3 separate regions of the Homo sapiens genome follow, and regions 2 and 3 are each linked to region 1. The links are chromatin contacts, found by Hi-C or POLR2A ChIA-PET in ENCODE. All regions are on one chromosome and are shown on one strand. The core of a region is the stretch at or near the end of the contact, and the rest is flanking DNA. Distances in the headings are between cores, read along the strand shown.

Evidence for each region. Hi-C counts contacts between places; a loop is a spot of excess contacts on that map. ChIA-PET counts read pairs that join two places held with the same protein, here RNA polymerase II (POLR2A). Pooled maps may share reads with other maps.
Region 2: a loop to region 1 is called in a map of HCT116, with 2.0 times the contacts of the local background. The contact joins the promoter of CDC14A here to the promoter of SLC35A3 in region 1. A Hi-C loop is called at or near these places in 3 of 168 maps with a recorded cell type or tissue (HCT116 and naive thymus-derived CD4-positive, alpha-beta T cell), 12 of 37 single-sample maps with no recorded cell type and 15 of 50 pooled maps. POLR2A ChIA-PET finds 5 or more read pairs at or near these places in 4 of 52 experiments (WTC11, activated B cell, activated naive CD4-positive, alpha-beta T cell and 1 more).
Region 3: a pooled map shows a loop between it and region 1 (3-fold over the local background). The contact joins the enhancer-like site here to the promoter of SLC35A3 in region 1. A Hi-C loop is called at or near these places in 2 of 168 maps with a recorded cell type or tissue (A673 and endothelial cell of umbilical vein), 4 of 37 single-sample maps with no recorded cell type and 13 of 50 pooled maps. POLR2A ChIA-PET finds 5 or more read pairs at or near these places in 2 of 52 experiments (GM12878 and activated CD4-positive, alpha-beta T cell).

The regions. Positions count from the first base shown.
Region 1 is chr1:99,967,159-99,971,448 of GRCh38, reverse strand. It overlaps SLC35A3 (solute carrier family 35 member A3), which reads right to left and starts at 1,453. Exons shown (of 8, transcript NM_012243.3): 1 at 1,287-1,453. The region is part of intron 1 of LOC124904230 (a long non-coding RNA gene); the gene reads left to right. RefSeq lists enhancers at 1,004-1,093, 1,814-1,863, 1,924-1,973 and a silencer at 1,214-1,413.
Region 2 is chr1:100,349,805-100,354,298 of GRCh38, reverse strand. CDC14A (cell division cycle 14A) reads right to left here and starts at 1,793. Exons shown (of 16, transcript NM_003672.4): 1 at 1,296-1,793; 2 at 447-537. The coding sequence starts at 1,344. RefSeq lists enhancers at 667-916, 957-1,266, 2,517-2,566, 2,607-3,036 and silencers at 1,847-1,896, 1,927-2,016.
Region 3 is chr1:100,442,380-100,446,875 of GRCh38, reverse strand. CDC14A (cell division cycle 14A) reads right to left here. Exons shown (of 16, transcript NM_003672.4): 7 at 3,880-3,942. Among named protein-coding and RNA genes, the nearest start is that of CDC14A, 92 kb to the right of the region's middle. Within about 2 kb of position 2,680, at least 8 of the 41 ENCODE cell types and tissues checked have a DNase peak (open chromatin) inside an H3K27ac peak, as active enhancers do; they include GM12878 and endothelial cell of umbilical vein, where a contact is called at or near this core.

The DNA of each region.
Region 1 (4,290 bases), core at 204-2,703:
TGTAGTCCCAGCTACTCAGGAGGCTGAGGCAGGAGAACGGCATGAACCCGGGAGGCGGAGCTTGCAGTGAGCTGAGATTGCGCCACTGCACTCCAGCCTGGGCGACAGAGCGAGACTCCGTCTAAAAAAAAAAAAAAAGAATCATATTGATTTTACTGGAGCCACCGTCAGACTCAAATTCTGAAGGAAAAATCTGAAGCCTCCCTAAATAATATAAAATTTATTAAATGCCTCCCTAAATAATTTACATTTTATTCTGAAGCCGATCGAGAGTCACTGCGTATTTCTGAGGAAGGAATAACCAAAAAAAGAAAGTCATAAGATCTTTGGCTTTAAAAGTAATATGGAGGCAAGTGACTGGAAGGGTGCCAGGCTGAGGACAAGTCCAGTTTGGAAGTTATTGCTATAGTGCAAGTAAGAAGAGGAAAGACGAGCATATTTAGCAGACAGGTAGTGGGAATGAAAAAGGGGAGAACTAAATTTGAGATGCTGAAGAGATAGAATCAACAGTTGGGAGGAAAGTTAGCCTCAGAAATATAAGTTTACAAGTCATTCCCTTGAAACACCCTGAGTTTACCAGTGAAAGTGAATAAGAACACCAAGTAAGAAACTGCACCAAATTTCATCTTTAACTACTAAAGTCGAATGTTGATTTCAAAAACGAAAAGACTTAATTTTCAAATACTGCATTTAAGAGAACATAATAAAAGATCGTCTTTTACTATAAAGCAATGCACCCACACACCTGTTCTGATGAGAATCTCACCCCACTTCAAACAGTCCTTGTGTTCTTACTAGCCTTACCAAGGGCAGCCTTTCCATTTCTTTAAGTTCCTGCGGCTTCTTGAGCTCCAGGTGCTGGTCGGGTGCATCTGTGCCTACCACAGGGCTCAACACCGAGCGAGAGCTCATGGGATGTTCACTGAAGGAATGACGGGCCCCAGCCGGGCCCACCCGTCACTAGCTCCGCACGCACCAGGCGCTGAGGCACACACTGCCGTCTTCATTCGCTTGACACACCCCTCTCCTCGGGCCTTTTTTCCTCCTCCACCCAGTACATTCCGCACGTCGTCCGTCGGAGTTACAACGTGTCACCTCATCTGCTCCCACCCCTACTTAGCTAGCACTGTATTTCAGGTCTTCGATACCGTCCCCTTCACCCCTACAGACTTCACATCAGCCCCCTCGCATGCCTCCTCTTCCTCCTCCTCCAGGAGCTTCCCGGGCCGCCCCGCAGCCGCTAGCCTCCTGGTTCCCGCCCCTCCCCAGGTGCGCTGAGGACTCACCTCCCGCGCAGCTCGACCGGCTGAGCCCACCACCGGGGGCCGCGGTTCAGCTCCGCCGGGCGCCCCAGGCTGCCGAGTCCGCTGGGTCCTACGCGACCGCTGACCCGCAGCGCCGCCGGCTCCCGTCGCCGTAGCCACCGCCAGCTCGGTGCAGCCCAGGCGTTTCCGGGTTCCCGCGGTCCCGTCCCCCAAATGCTCCGGCTTCCGCCTCGGCTCTGGCAAATGCCGTTCCCGGCTCGGCTCTGGCAGCCCCAGCTCGGCACTTGGCAGCTCTGTCCCTAAGGCGACGCACCTGGGCTGCTCTGCTGGCAGCCCCTGGTTCCTGCTTCACCGTCGCGTGGAGGCCTGGGGCACTGCTTTCTGCTACACCTCTCCTAGGAGCGCGAAACAGATGGAGTGACACTCGTCGAGGGCCTCTGCGGGACTGTCTGTTTGCAGAGGGTGCCAAGGTGTCCACTGCGTAAGGAAGGGCAAAGTCCTTTGGGGCAAAGAACCCTGAGAGGAACGGGGAGATGGATTTTGAAAGCAAACGAACCCTCTCCTAAAAGTGACTGTCACTGACCTGAAAACAACCAGATTAGCTATGGCAAAGGCTGCCAACCAACCAGTGGTCTGCAAGAAGGCTTGTTCTTCCACTTCACCCACCCTGACTGAGATCTTGAGACTGAAGGAAACCCAAAGCCGTACCACCAATGGGCCTAGTGTCATCAACCGGGAGAGGAAAAAGAAAACTGGGCCCAGAGGATTGCAGAGTTATGAGGGACCAACCCCTTCCTGGCTGCATGGATCACAGCATTACCTTTTAAAAGTGTTCCAGTAGCTGTGTTGGAAACCCTCTAACCACGGCAGCCCATTCAGGTGATGAACAGGCTGAAATCAGTACTTCAGGTTCAGCTGGATTATCAAATAAGCGAATAGGATTATCTCTTTTTGTTAACTCAGGGCTGCTATAAATTAAGCCTATGTCTCTTTATATTGCAAATGATTAAAACCATGTCCAAGAGAGACATACTTAGAAAAAAAGTGATATTGAAGAAAAATAAGTAACTGTATTAGAGTAGAATAACTGGTTTTAAAATTTTCTGCAATACAGTCTTGAGAAAATTCCTGGATGGTAAAATACATATTAGATCTTAATACATGCCCAGTTTTTTTTGAAACCAAAATGTGCCTGTTAGATGATGATAACAGCATGCCTCGTTTTATTGTGATTTGCTTTATTGCTCTTCACAGACATTGCTTTTGTTTTTTTGTTTTTTTTTTTTACAAATTGAAGGTTTGTGGCAACCTTGCCTCAAGCACATCTATTGGTGCCATTTTTCCAACAGCATGTGCTCACTTTGTGTCTCTGTGTCACATAATATTCAATAATTTTTGCAATATTTAAATTTGTTCATCATTATTATATCTGGTATAGTGCTTTGTGATCAATGATCTTTGATGTTACTATGGTAATTGTTTTGGGGTGCTGATATGGTTTGGCTGTGTCCCCACCCAAATCTCAACTTGAACTGTATCTCCCAGAATTCCCACGTGTTGAGGGAGAGACCTAGGGGGAGATAATTGAATCATGGGGGCCAGTCTTTCCTGTGCTATTCTCATGATAGTGAATAAGTCTCATGAAATCCGATGGGTTTATCTGGGGTTTCTGATTTTGCTTCTTCCTCATTTTTCTCTTGCTGCAGCCATGTAAGCAAGTACCTTTCACCTCCCGCCATGATTCTGAGGCCTCCCCCGCCATGTGGAACTGTAGGTCCAATTAAACTTCTTTTTCTTCCCAGTCTCGGGTATGTCTTTATCAGCACCATGAAAATGGACTAATACAGGTGCCATGTACTGCACTCATATAGAAAGGCAAACTTAATTAATAAATGTTATGTGTGTTCTGACTACTCCACCAACTGCCCATTTCCCCACACTTCTCCCCCTTGGGCCTCCCTATTTCCCAATAAACAGCAATATTGAAATTAGGCCAATTATTAACCCTACAATGGCTTTGAAGGAAATCAAAATATTTTACCCCAAAATATACTACTTTGACATATTTTGAGATGACTGTTTAGAGGGCCTGCAATCAGAAGTAGCCTTTGCAGGCCAGATGTGGTGGCTCACGCTTGTAATCCCAAGACTTTGGGAGGCTGAGGCCAGCGGATTGCTTGAGCCCAGGAGATCGCGACCAGCCTGAGCAACATATTGAGATCCCATCACTACAAAAAATAAAAATTTAAACATGTACCAGTCATAATGGTACATGCCTTTAGTCCTAGCTACTCATGAGGGAGGCTGAGGTGGGACGATCACTTGATCCCAGGAGTTCAAGGCCACATTAAGCCATGATCATGCTACTGTACTCCAGCCTGGCTGATAGAGCAAGACCCTGTCTCAAAAAAAAAAAAAAAAAAAAAGTAGCCCAGTAGCCCTGCAAAACTGTCTCTTGTAGGGCAGATTTGCATCTGTGGAGAATCTGCATTAATGTAGCCAGGCTTTCTCTGAGGCCCTTCCTTGTCCAGATCTAGGAAAGATTTACTGAGATTCTGACACTTTTAAAGGTCTGAAAGAAACTTCCACCATCTATTCTCTCTGAGGGCTGCTACCCACCTTTGTTAGTCAGGCCTCTGCTTCTGTCCCTCCCGTAACTTGTTTTGCCACTATAACCTGATTTACCACCATAATCTATTTTTGGCCATGCTTGGAGCTCTCATTCTTTGTAAAGATGGTATACCCTTCTGTACTACATGGGGGATAAGAGTAATCACCCTGTGATTTCTCCTCATGTACACTAATAAATTTCTATGCCTTTTTTCTTTTCTTTCTTTTTTTTTTATTTATTTTTTTTTTAGTTAGGGTCTCTCTCTAGAAGGAGTGCAGTCGCATGATCATGGCTCACTGTAGCCTTGACCTCCAAGGTCCTCCTGCCTCAGCCTCCCACTTAAGCAACCCTCCTGCCTCAGCCTCCTGAGTAGCTGGGACTATAGGCACATGCCACCATACCTGGCTAATTTTT
Region 2 (4,494 bases), core at 544-3,043, 380 kb before region 1:
TGCACAAACAAAAACATCCTGAGATAGAACAGAAGTCTTGTAAACTATAAAGCTCAAGCACCTGTAATACATGCACTGCCCTGTACCCTATGGCCACTCCATAAATACTTAGTGACTGATTCACAGGCCAATTACTGAGTCTGGCAATGACAGTGTGTCTCCCTGGTCCTACTCTGGGGAATGTTAGGAATCTCCAGTTGCTGTTTGTTGTGGTGGTAGGAAGAACTAAAACAGATAGATGTCTAAAAGAACTGAAGTGTTGAAAGGTTCAAATTCTGTCAATTTTCTCTGAACTTCTCCCCAGGCACCTGAGTCTTAAAAAATTGATATTGTTACTCGTATCATTGGGGGGGAAATGAATAAAACTGCCATAAAAGTGCATAGTGTTTCCTCGTCAAAGAACAAGCTGAATGGCCAAGAGAAAAAAAAACAAAACATAAACTTACTTTTCATAGACCAGCTCCTCATCGATGGAGAAATAGTGGGTATTTACTGTGCTTTTTGGTCTATTCCTTAAAGTAGCAAAATATAACCGATCTGAAAGACAAGTTTAAAAGACAGAAAAAACATATGAGAAGTAGAGAAGTGGAAGTGAAGGTGGGTGGTAACATACGAAGGATCACAATTTAAAGACCCCATTAACACGTGGAATTCTTGCAGAAACCTCATCCCTCCCAGAAAGCTAGAGACTCAAGAGCACAACAGTTAGGCAAGAGGAGGACCTGACCGAGGAACTCAGCGGGGCTCAGAGCACCCACATTTCCCTTGTTTCAGGCCAGCAGAGTAGGCAGGAGCTGGGGGTACCCGCAGAACTGGAGGTGCAAGTTTGGTTCCCAAATCTCCAGACCTCAGCAGCTGCGAGAAGGGGAAGAAAGAGGTGAGCCTCCCGACGCAGCTTCGGAGATTTGAAAAAGAGGAAGGGAGAGAGACTTGGGGGGTGTGGTTGGGGGTGTCCCGAAAACCGAAGCCTGCGATGGTGGAGTAAAGGTGACCGGTGAGCATCCGGAGCAGGCTCCCCATGAGCTGCTGAGTGCCGGAGTACGGGCAGAAGCCGGTGCTGTCCCATTACGAGGCCGAGAGGCCATCCGAGGGAGCTGCAGAGGGAGCAAGGGACACAAGAAAGAGAAGCCGGAAGCAGGGGGTCCTCGGAGAAAGGAGAGTCCCTAGAGGGGACGAGAGCGCGCGCAGCGGCTGCAGGACACTGGCAGCCTCAGGAGAAGGTGGGGACAGTGGCGCGGGAAGTGAAGAGTTGGGGGCAAGAAAGCGTTGGAAGATGCGGGGCGGCTGCTCCTCACCTTTCATGAACTCACAAGCCCCGATTAGTTCCCCTGACTCCGCTGCCATCTTAAGCGAGATACGCACGGGGGAGGGCTGGGTCGTGGCCAGCTGAAGTCACTCGCCCCCGGGGGCTTCCCCACTGCCCAGGAGCCAGGAAGCTCACAGTCCCGAACAACAAGCCTGGCCGAGGGAGGCAGCAGGCGCCGAAGGCGGAGGCGGCTTCGGGGTCAGCGCGCCGGGCGCCCCGGGGACATTCCGAGGGGAACCCGAGCTCGCTCCGCGCGGGGCGCTCACGCCCCTGGCTGTGGCCGCTCCTATTTGGACTCGGCTGCTGCAGCTGCTGCTCCGCCGCCGCCGCGCCTGGGAAACGCAGACCAGCTCTCAGGGCAGGGCAAAGTCTTCCCCCGGCTTCCAAAGTGATCATGGAGGAGGAGACTTCTGGTCCCGATCGCGCCCGTGGCTACTCGAGCGGCAGCCGGGAGGACTTCAGTGCCCGCGGGCTGGCAGCAGCTGCTCCGGATCCTCCTTCGCCACCTCCTTTCAGCAGTTACTCTTCCTCCTCCTCCTCCCCCTGGGTCCGCCCCCAGACCTTCCTCCCCGCCCTCCCTCAGCCCCCTCCACTTTCACGACTCCGCGGCCATCCCTTAAAGGGACAGCCCCGCTCCTTTCTCCGCAGCAGCCCCAGTTACCAGGCGCCCCGCGGGTCACTAGGAGCCGGTTGCTAAGGCTTTGTTGCCGTCCACCAATTGCTGTTCAGGAAACGGGGCCCTCGGCCCAGGGGAGCGGGCGGGGCCTGTAGGCCAGAAACTTATGAATGAAACGGCGGGGTTGAGAGTGGACATCGCCAAAGGCGCTGTCGCGGCCTCGGAGGCTAGGATGTGCTGGCGCCCCCTTTCTTTTCTGCACCCTCTAAGTCTTGTCCCACTCCAGATTTCTTTTCTCTCTCTCTCTCATTCTCTTTCTTTCTCGCCCACTCACCCATGCTCTTCTAAACTCTTGTAGGGCGCGCGCGCGCGCACACACACACACACACACACACACACACACTCGTAAAAACCTCAGATCTCCGTGCCCTGCCTCGCCTCTAGCTAACATTTCAGCCACCCCCCACGCCCAACACTGAGGGGGTCTGCATCTTTATAAAAAATACAATTGAAAAAGAAGCACCAGCTCCTAGCTCACAGTACATGTATTGGTTTCCTCTACACATACCAGACTCTGATATAACTTGTACTTTGTTCTCACGGGACAAAAAGTTTCCCATCTGGTTCTCCACGCCCTCTCATCTGGGCCGCCAATGTGAGCGCAAAAGCATCACAGATGCCTAATCTTTACAGTGCTCCGGTCCCGGAGGGGCGGGGCGAGACCGCTGAGCCAGCCTGGGCGGGCGCGGAGGGAACAGGAGAGAGAGGAGAGTCCACTGGTCCAAGGAGGAAGGTTAACACAAAGGAATTTCTTTACATAGTCTCAGCTGAAGCGCTCCAGGCAGGAGTCCCGCTAAAAGAGGCCATTGACTTGTCTCTGCGAGGCTCTACGTACTGTTTGAACAACTTGAACGCTGGGCGTCCTAAGGCTGTACCTAATCAGAGTGCAGTCCCTTCCATACGAAAATGGCGCTACAGACCGACTATCCGAAGAGCATGCGCTCTGAGAGGTCTCTCCAGAAACAGCAAGAAACTTGTGGCGGCGTTTTCCTTCGCAGTCGCTTGTTGACCTCTAGGGAGAAAGGGGGCGCACCCGTGCAGAGCTGACTGAGGGAACCAGCCCTTCGAGGGCCAATTGCAGGTTTTGTTTGTGGTTTTTTTTTTTTTAATGTGTGTTTTGTTTTAGACAGGGTCTCGCTCTGTCACCCAGGCCGGAGTGCGGTGGCTCAATCTCTGCTCACTGCAATCTCCACCTCCCGAGTACAAGCGATTCTCGTGCCTCATTCTCCCAAATAGTTGGATCTACAGGCGTGCGCCACCACACCCGGCTAATTTTTGTATTTTTTGTAGAGACCGGGTTTTGCCATGTTGGCCAGGCTCGTCTCCAGTTCCTGAGCACAAGCAATCCGCCCTGCCTTGGCCTGCCACAGCGCTGGGATTACAGGCTGAGCCACCGCGCCAGGCCTCAAATTATTTTATTGAAAAAAAATCTAGTATTTCTTATATGAAAGATAGGGAAAAACAAAGTATATGAATCTCTCGATAAACTTGCCCACTTTGTTTAAAAGGCTAAATAAATCCAAAGATGTTGTTGTATTTCCGAAGATGCTGATTTAAAATTCTTGCATAATCTAAATTCAAATTCCCCAACAATTTTTCATTAAAAAGTGCGTTAGAAATAGAAGTCAGAGTTCTCATTCAGTTCATAAACTTTTAATTGCACAAAGTAAATAGTCTAATGAACTCCAATCTACACTTTCAGAGAAGCCAGATATAGTTGAACACCTTCTTGTTATTTTCCAAAATGAATTTACAAAAATCTTTTATATAACTCTCCTGCTTAAAATTGTGATCATGAGGAATGAATTATGACCTAACAAATACAAGTCCTTAAATTCAAATGAAAATGTTTATTTTTCCTTAGCATTTTTACAAAGATAATAAAACTCTGTAAGTAATTAATGTTTTTTAAAATATTGCATGGGGCTGGTCATGGTGGCTCACACCTGTAATTACAGCACTTTGGGAGGCCAAGGCCTGCGGATCACCTGAGGTCAGGAGTTCAAGACCATCCTGGCCAACATGGCGAAACCTTGCCTCTACTTAAAAAAATACAAAACTTGTCTGGGCGCGGTGGCTCATGCCTGTAATCCCAGCACTTGGGGAGGCCGAGGCAGGTGGATCACCTGAGGGCAGGAGTTCGAGACCAGCCTGGCCAACATGGTGAAACCCCCAACTCTACTAATAATACAAAAAAATTAGCCAGGAATGGTGGCACACACCTGTAATCCCAGCTACTAGGGAGGCTGAGGCAGAAGAATGGCTTGAACCTGGGAGGCGGAGGTTGCAGTGAGCCAAGATCGCATCATTGTGCTACAGCCTGGGTGACGAGCAAAACTATGTTTCAAAAAAAAAAAAATACAAAACTTAGCCGGGTGTGGTGGCACACGCCTGTAATCCCAGCTACTCGGGAGGTTGCAGTGAGCCGAGATAGTGCCACGGCACTCCAGCCTGGGCGACAGAGAAAGACCCCGTCTCAAAAAAAAATTAGCCAGATGTGGTGGCGGGCACC
Region 3 (4,496 bases), core at 1,431-3,930, 470 kb before region 1:
AAATACAAAAATTAGCAGGGCAAGGTGGCACACACCTGTGGTCCCAGCTACTCTGGAGGCTGAGGTGGGAGGATGGCTTGAGCCCAGAGGGTCAAGGCTACAGTGAGCCTAGGTTGCACCACTGCACTCCAGCCTGGGTGACAGAGCGAGACCCTCTCTCAAAAAAACACAATAAATAAAATAAATAAACTACACACTGGGTTTCTGAGGCTTAATTCAAAAAAAAATGCAAAATACATACATCATTAATAATTTTTGTATTGCTTACATGTTAAATGCTATTTTAGGTATATTACTAAATATGTAAACAACATATTTACAACAAGTAAAATGTATTGTTAAAACTAATTTCATGATATGACTTTCACATTTCTATTGGACAGCACTGCTTTAGACCCTGGAATTGCAGGAGGAAGATGCATATAACCTTTTGCAGGATGGGCAGAGGTTTATCTGTAGACTTTACACAACAAAGCATTTCCCACATTCTGTTGACCTCATCACTAGAAGCATTTATAAGTAGCACTCTTTCTATAAGATTCCCCTTTAATCTCACATAGAGATACAGTCTTATTGTTTTAGGCTTTTTTGGGGTTTTTTTGTTTTTTGTTTTTCTGAGCCATATCATTTACTAAATGTACTTTAGCAAAGAAAAGTTGCATCTTGAACATCCCCTAATCATCTAAGGCTTACAGTCTCACAAATTGCTGTCAACAATAAAATTTTGCTTTGAAAACTACACTGCCTTCACTGGAATACTGACTTTACTGGAGCTAATAAAATGTATGAATTCAGCTATTCCACAAGTTCACCAAATATCATACTCACTAGAACAGGGCAAACAGCAAGAGAAATCTGACAGGAAATGACTGGGCCCACAGATTGTCAGAAAAGAGTTCCTTTATTCATTTATTCCTTAAACATTTAAGAAATTAAGAAACTAAAAATTAAGAAATACCTACCACCTGCCAATCACAATAGTGGTTTTCTATTTTATAGGCTTTATAATAGAACAGATAAATCATTCTCAAAAAAAAGAAGTTGTTTGACAACATCAAGTCTTCACCAAAACTGACTGCTCCCCTCCCATCACCTAGATGGTTGTTGTCAAGGTGAAACCATGACTACCTTCTTGTCAGATTTTTGTTTGTTTGGCTGGTTGGTTTCCAAGAATAAAATTGCACTGTCTGCTTCAGGTTTTTCAAGATTTTTTTCAACTAACCCTCAGCATCACCATTAAAGTTAGACAGAGAGGAAGGAAGGAAGGAATAAATAAAACATCCACAAGTTTTCTCCTTGAATTGTTCCTTCTTCTCTCTCACCGCTTCCAACCCCCTCCTGCCTCCATCTCTCCTTTAATTGAAATGGCTTTAGTGTTTGGCTGTATATTTAATAATTAATACAATGGGCCATTTGCATTCTTCATGTTCATATACATGGGGCAGAGATCCAGGTTTTGGTGGGGTCTGAAACTCACCTAATTTGAGGGTCCATCTTAGAGTAAAAAATTATTAACACAAAATTGGGTATAGGACTGTAAAAGGTGCCCATACAAGTTGAGGGGGTGAGGCTCTCTAAAATTTAAGCTTCATTAGCTTCAAAGTAAGTCACCTCTGGTCATATAATGTAGACACCTAGATGTGTGGGCTAGGGAGTGTCTTACTATTGTTTGTTTTATTACAAAGATGGATTTTATTAAAGCACTCTTCCATATCCTTTCTCTTCAACAAACATTATAGAAATCATTCCAAGATAAGTGGTATAGCTCAATTCATTTTTTAAAATGACTGCATAACATTCAGTGATTCAGATGTACTACAAGTTATCTGACCTTCTTTCTTATAAGTACATATTCCCTTTGTTTCTAACTTGGGGATTTTAGAGGGGAATCTTACTTTGTCACTACTAAAATGCTTTTATGGTATTAAAAAAAACTCTCTTTGGGTTTTTTTCATAAATTGCATTAAATGTATTAATTTTGGGAAAAGTAGCAGCTTTATGATGTTAAGTCTTTCTATCCAAGAACAAAGTATATGTTTTTCTATTTGGTCATAATTCCATCCACAGGGAATTTGCAACCTAATAAGGAAAATTAGGCTTGTACACAAATAGCCATGATATAAGAAAAATGGAAAGTACAAATTGTAACACATGAAATTGAAGGCAGGGAAGAAGAGTACTCCAGAGGTGAGATGTAATCTGTGCAGGATTTTAACACAAACGAAATGGAGGAGCGGGAGGTTAAAAGGATGGGAATCTGGGAAAAAGCAACCTCAGCCAAGCAACAGGGATATTCAAGAAACAGTAACTAAGCAGTTTGAGGAGCTGGAACACAGAGTACGTACAGTGAAGTAACAGGAGATGGGGCTAGAAGGGTAGGCTGGAGCTCATCACAGCTAAGAATGCCAGGACAGGAGAGTTTATCCACATTTCAGCAGGGCAATGGGAGAAACAGCCGGTTTGGGGCCAAGAACAAGACAAGCAAGATGAGAACTCTATTTTAGGATCACTCAGGTGTGTGTAAGGCAGCCTGGGAGGAGAAGGGCCGTGCTCAGTTAGAGAACTATTAAAATGAAAGGTCCACAGGAAAAGACGTGAGACCTGAGTCAGAGGGAAGGAAGTGAGAACAGAGAGGAAAGACAGATATAATTAATACATCCTGTGGCACCAGTAGAAGTGATCCGAATACTCACTAGGTTAGGGAGGAAAACAGCAATGTTTCTAGCCTTGAGGCTGGGTGCTCAGTAGGATGGCAATGTGGTAACACACACAAAGCAGAGGACCATGTTTGGGTAAAAGATGATCAGTTTCTTTTCAGATATGTTGCATTTAACATGGAAACAGAATATCCAAACAGCCCTATTCTAGACTAGGGCCCCAAATGTGAGGGCTGTCCTTATCTTACTAAGGATAGAGATAAATTGTATTACTCCTCTGGGGAAACCCAACGGATGAGTTCACCTTCCGAGAATGTTGAACCTACTCACATTGTACAGGCTTCTCATCTTTCAGAAAAAGTTAATGACTTCTAGACTCCTCCTTATCCTACTCTGCTTCAACATCTCCTTACAGCGCAAACCAGCTTGGAGATAGCCTTTGCCTGCATTTTGAGCAGTCAAGACATTAATCAAAAGTCTTGTAATGATGCCATGGGGAAAAAAAAATTCAGTGAACTTTTAGAACTAAGTAAATTCAGCCATATTTCAAAATAAAATTTATACAACCAAAAATATTATAAGGGGGCTTGGCATGGTGGCTCATGCCTGTAATCCCAGCACTTTGGGAGGCCGAGGCAAGAGGATCACTTGAGCTCAGGAGTTCAAGACCAGCCTGGGCAACATGGTGAAATCCTGTCTTTAAAAAAAAAAAAAAATTAGCCAGACATGGTGGCATGCACCTGTAATTCCAGCTGCTTGGGAGGCTGAGGTGGGAGGATAGCTTGAGCCTGGGGAGGCAGAGGTTGCAGTGATCCGAGATTGTGCCACTGCATTTCAGCCTGGACAAAAGAGCTAGACACCGCCTCAAAAATAAATAAATAAAAGGTACAAATTCAGTTTTATTTTAAATAAAACCTGATTTCTAAAATAAAAGTAACATAATTTTACTACCCTACTAGATTTTTCTTATAAACTAAAGGTGCAAAGTGATTGTATATAAATGAGAGAATATATATAGATATGTTGTTTTTCCAAAATAAAATTTTGGTGACTCCTGATTCAAAGGAAATAACCAAGGCTGAAAGGACAAAACTGACCACTATGGAAAACTCCAGAATGCTTTTATTTAGCACCCACTCGATTTGCAATACATGAGTGTGACAGGGGGAAAAAATTAATCAACATGAAATTATGTTTTGTAAAAAAAATTAAATGTACAAACCTCATAATGTTCATATTCATCCACATCAAATGTCTCAAAGTCAAAAAATCCATGTTGTAATCCCTAAAAGCAGAATTTGAATTAGTTTTTCCATGCTAAATTGATAAACTCTACTCATCATTTCTGGAACTCCTACTTACAGAAATGATCCTCACTAATCTGAAGAGACAGCTTGAAACCTTTGATGTTTAATGCATATCTAGAAATCTTTTTATAAAACTGGTTATATTGCATTAAGACTGTCTTACTGGAACTAAAAAAACACTTAGAATAACATGAAAAAGCCCCACAAAAGATGCCTTGATTTCTAATTTACATCAGTTTTGTATGTAAAATTATATGTATACAAAATGAAATAAAACAAATTTATAGTTAGAACCTGTTGGGAACTAGACCTAACTATGACAGAATAGATCATAGTGATTAACTTCTTTGTTAGGAGAAGAAAAATCAATTATTCTTATGAGTTTTTGTCTTCCTTTTATCATAGGGAGATATTTAGCCCCCCAAAAAAACCCTGCATCTTTTACTGTTTTTTCTTCCTTAATATTTCTACTTAATAGGTCCTTAATAATATTTGATGAGAGAATATATATATTTATATATAATATATAGTA